Linked DNA regions of Mus musculus: region 1 is linked to region 2. Evidence: chromatin loops called from intact Hi-C (ENCODE). Cell type or tissue: heart. All regions are shown on one strand. Region 1 overlaps Jdp2 (Jun dimerization protein 2). Region 2 holds the start of Gm32348 (a long non-coding RNA gene).

Region 1 (2,500 bases), 61 kb before region 2:
ACAGGGGGACAGATCCCCCTTTCTCACCCACATCTCAGCAAACACCTGTGACTGCTGAGTCGGAGAGGTCTCCTGGTCACAGGATACTCCTCGGAGCAGGTGGGCATCCTGGGGAGGAGCCCGTGTCCCCTGAGGGCAGGGCCACCTGGCTCAGCCAGAATATCTGGGGCTGGGAGCCAGGCCAGTCCTCTCCCTGAGGCAGGCGGCTCCCTGCAAGTGGGTGGGGCAACCTGCTTTGCCCTGCTCAAGCCCTCTGGGTGTGATTCTTTTCCAGGCCAGCAGCTCCCAGGCACTTCCTTTAAAAACACCTTGGGCAGAGACCCAGGTTCTCATTCTGCACCCACTTCTCCCAGACTCTTGTCACCCCACCTCTTCTGTTAGGGTTTCCAACCCTCACCACATCTTCCCACCGGTATGGCTCCTTCTCTCTGTCCCCCAAACTGCTGATCTATTTCCCCAGGCTGTCACAGTGACTCTGCCTTCTCACCTGGATGGACACATCTCAGGATCTCCTGAGACTGACTGCAAGATAGCCTGTCTTCTCAAAGGAACTCAGGACTCATAAAGCAAGACCCACAACACAGCAGGGGTAAAAGCTCACCACCCACCCTGCCCCGCAGTTGCTAAGTTCTCACTGTCCGTAATAACAAGAGCTGCTGCCTCCTGCTTACCTTGACAGATCCTTTCAACACACACCACTCCATTCTCCAGACCCAGTCGCATGGGAAAGTGCTATCTATTACTGTCCCATTTTGCAGGCAGTAAATCTGAGGCTTAAAAGTTCATGTTATCTGCAGCCATTCATTCAACAAAGACATTCATTGCAAAGCCAGGCTGAGCTGGATTGTGAACTCAGGTTTTATAAGTTTCAACCTTTCTAAATTTTTTTTTTTGAGGCAGGGTCTCAAGTAGCCAAGACTGTTCTCCAACTCATTATGTAGTGAAAGATGACCTTGAGTTTATAAGCATCCTCCCCCACTTCCCGAGTGCTAAGATTATAACTGTAGACTATCACACTCAATTTATTAATTGAACCTAGGGCCTGATGCTAGGCAGGCTCTTTGCCAACTGAGCCACATTCCTTCAGGGTTTTCTGTTGGGGTGCCTTGGGCTGTCCTTGCCAACCAGGGAAATCTGGAGTCCTCGGGAGGCCAGCTGGGCTGGGGACAGCTCCAAGTCAGAGACCACGAGCTGGGATGTTGCACCGGGCTTGCCAATTCTGTCACTTCTTGAGTGGGGTAAGGTTAAGGGGTGACTCTGGCAATCCACAGCCTGTGACAAAGTCTCAGTCCAAAGGGACACCAGCCAGGAAAGTCAGCATCCTCTCTCCGTGCACTTCTGGCATGGTCAGGAGCCCAGGACCCACACCAGCGCCCTGGCCTTTGATTTTGGCAGCACAGCCTCCTTCCTCCCGCCACACCACCTTAAGACTCCTCCTTAAGCCACACTGGCCCTCTGGGAGGCTGCTGGAGAGGTGCCTCATCGATGCCTCCACACCCGACACCTCCCATGCCCGAGCCTTCTTTGAAACCGAACCAGAAGTGGCAGCTCCTCTGGCTGACCTGCATCAGGGATACAGAAACCTGGCTGACATTGATTCCGCCCGACCTCGGCCTCACCCCAGAGCAGGCCGAGGTAACCGTGACATCAGGCAAAGGGAAGGAACCGGAGGAAGTGGCTGGCAGTGCAATCTCCCCTCTGCCAAGAGGCTCTGCCCACAAACTGCCGTGGTGATGGGTGCAGCCTGCCCCTGCCGGGCCTTACCCTAAGCAGGCCAGTGAGACACAGCCCCTGTCCCCCAATCCCGGTTCTTACCAGGTAACGCCTGCACAAGGCCCGGGCCCAGAGGGCTGGGAGTAACACATTCAGGGGCTGTGGCTGCAGTTTAACAAGTCACCCAGGCCAGTTTGACACCCAGGTCACTGAACTGTTCCATCCGCCCTCGGAGCCCATCAAACCCTTCCTTCAATACTTTCTAGTCTGGAGGCCACATCCTCCCCCACCTCAGCCAAGAAGACGCTCCTTTCCTACTTGGTAAACTGCTTCTCATCCTTCAAGAGTCAATGTCACCTCCTCTAGGAAGGCCCCTCTGCTGTCCCTGACAGAATCCCCTGAGCTACTACAGAATTCCACCTCTTCCCTGCTAGATAGGTAGCTAAGTCATGGAATACCAGACTGTAGAGAACTGCGAGACCGGATGGATGCCACCTATACAGAGATGTCAGCAGCTGCACTGGCATCTATGGGACCTCTGCCCTGCACTCAGGAAACCCGTTCCACCAGGATTCCTCTTACCTGTCTAGAGGAAGCTGGAAGTCTGGAACCTGTCTCCCCCAGAAACAGAGCGACTAAGGGTAGTATCTAGATTTGGGGTGCAGGGTACTAATAACTGCCAGGTCTGTTCAGACCCTATGGGTGTGCATTTGGGTCTAGAGCCCCCCATTCTGCAGCTGCCACAGCAGTGCCCCCAGCCACTCCTCCACCCATGCACACCCTGAGC
Region 2 (2,500 bases):
CTTCAGTTTCTTAGGTCAGAATGAGTCACTTGTGAGCCTTAGAGGAGAAGGATTTTGCTGATTAGTTTGCACTGGGACAGTTTGCCCCACCCCTAGGGTTAAAGTGGCATCAATTACAGAGTGCCAGGGCTGTCCAGCCTTCTTGACATTGAGTTGTGACATTGTCATCTACAAGTGTGTTAGACCACAGGGACACATGCAGCCTGAGGGGGGCCGGTTGGACATGCCTGGGGTCATTCTGTTGAGACAGACAGACAGACAGCCAAGTCAGTGCTCACTCGTTACCTCTGACTTTGTGCCATCCACCGACTTCCTCATCTGCTCCATGCCAAAGTCTTTCCACACAATGACTCCAACCACAGAGGTGGAACCAAGACCCCGAGGTGACAGGGAACTTTACCCAGTGTCACACAGCTGGCGGTGAGTGGAAGTGGAATCCGAGCCAAGCTGAACAAATATTTCTATTTATTGCCAACCTCCTGCCTTACCCAGTTGCTCAAACAGCTAGGGATTAGGATAGGCATGCAGGTGGCTGAGTCAGCGTTCTGAATCAGCAGTGTGAATGCTGGCTGTCCTTCTGGGGAACTGTGGAAGAGCACACACTGCATCTCCCTGCAGTAGGATCCCGAGTGTACTGGCAAGAGCTGTCAGGAAAACAGATAAACAGCAACGGGGCATCCTAGCTCCGTGGAGCCTTGCAATCCTTAGAGATCTGAATGCTACCGATGTCTAGTTGTCTCAGCAAGGCAGGCAAAGGAGGAGCAGGAGAGATCTGCTCACCTCCAGCTGAGCAGCAACAGGAAGCAGAAGCTGCCCAGTGGTGAACACAGTTCCTGGACCAGGCAGAGCTGAACACACAGACAGAAACCTAGCAGTTGCAACTTGCTGTCAGCCACCCCACCGAGCCTTCATCCCGGCAGATCTTGCCTGGCAGAATCTGGAGCTCAGGTGTGATGGCAGGTAGGTAGATAACCTAGTGAGAGGTGAGGACATGCCTCCTGATGGTGATCAGAGAGAGCTGGCCTTAGTGGCTCAAGACTAATCCTAGGGCTGGTGAGATGGTTCAGCGATGAAGAGCACTGACTGCTCTTCCGAAGGTCCTGAGTTCAAATCCCAGCAAGCACATGGTGGCTCACAAGGACCATAATGAGATCTGATGCCCCCTTCTGTCGTGTCTGAAGACGGCAACAGCCGGGCGGTGGTGGTGCACTCCTTTGATCCCAGCACTTGGGAGGCAGAGGCAGGCGAATTTCTGAGTTCGAGGCCAGCCCAGTCTACAGAGTGAGTTCCAGGACAGCCAAGGCTACACAGAGAAACCCTGTCTTGAAAAAAACCAAAAACAAAAAAACCAACCAAACAAACAAAAAACAGCAGAACTCTACAAAAGCTTTCTCCATTGACCTGTGGCAGCGGCTGCTGAAGAGACTGAGTAGTGGCTACACTAAATCATTCTCAAACCCTACTGGGCCTAAGCTATCTGGGGACTCAGTCTGTCCCCTCTGTGGAGATCAGTGTCCTATGGGCTACACTGAGACAGAACAGGGACCCAGGTGAGCTCTGGAAGTAGGTACAGCAGGGATTCCAAGGACCCTGGTTCCTCTGTGGATAGGAGTGGGCTGTTTACATGAGGAACCCTGAGCAGGAAAGGCAACCAAGCAGGGGATGGAGGTGTCCCCACCCGATCTTCTCCACCAGGAGCTTGGGGGTCAACTCATTGGTGAGAGCCTTTAGCTCTCTAGGCCAAAGGGTAAACCTGCTATTGCCAGGAGGAAGCCACTCTCTAAGCTGAAGACAGAACAAGGTTCGAGATGCTGCACGGATAATCACAGGATTGCCAGTACCTCAGAGTGAAGAGAAGACACCCGTCATTGTGATTCTGAGATCAAAACTAATCCCCACACCCCCACACCTGTCAGCAGACATTCACAAACTTTTGAAACTTTTGCTGTTCCTTATTTATTCTGTGTGGTTTGAGGCAGCTGCCTCACTATGTCAGTAAGCCCTGTCTATAAATTGTAACCCTCAGCTTCTATAAGTCTGGAGATTACAGGCCTGAGTCACAATACCTGGCAAAGCAGGATTCTTTTAAAAGCAAATGGCCACACCTTGGCTCTGTGGAACTCAGCCCTCTGGCCACCTCACGGGTGCCTGTGAGGGGAAGCCACCATCATCTCCTCCTGTCTGAGAGTCATTACCTTCATCTGACAGACTGAGCAAAATAACATATGAGATGCGTTCTCCCAACCCAGAAGTGCTCATAAATGTAAATTGTGATTATTTTAAGCCTGACACATCCGAGGGTAAAGATTAACCTCCCTAAAGTCCTATGAAAATCCAAAAGGCTGTCATAAATGCCATATGTTTATGTATATCACTTACAGGAGAACATCCAGGCTCTCTCTTTGGGCCCATTCCTCCCCCCCCCCCGGGCTTTATGTGTGATTTGAACAGACTTGATATCTAAGTTGGCAGATCAATTACAGAGGGGAGAGAGGTTGCC

Evidence for each region. A loop is a pair of places that touch in the nucleus more often than their neighbours do. Peaks named below come from ENCODE experiments on the same cell type or tissue, not always from the same donor. Only the 100,000 strongest peaks of a DNase experiment are listed, where the experiment ranks them.
Region 1: it touches region 2 in a loop (1.8-fold over the local background); 2 of 42 quality-filtered maps call a loop at or near these places.

Annotation. Positions count from the first base shown.
Region 1 is chr12:85,629,070-85,631,569 of GRCm38, reverse strand. All of the region lies in intron 2 of Jdp2 (Jun dimerization protein 2), which reads right to left. Among named protein-coding and RNA genes, the nearest start is that of Jdp2, 31 kb to the right of the region's middle. In heart, no CTCF peak of the experiment used is centred here; a DNase peak (open chromatin) is centred at 1,259; H3K27ac peaks cover 356 bases.
Region 2 is chr12:85,567,905-85,570,404 of GRCm38, reverse strand. It overlaps Gm32348 (a long non-coding RNA gene), which reads right to left and starts at 581. Exons shown (of 5, transcript XR_381785.3): 1 at 286-581. In heart, a CTCF peak has its summit at 1,196 (motif pointing left); a DNase peak (open chromatin) is centred at 375.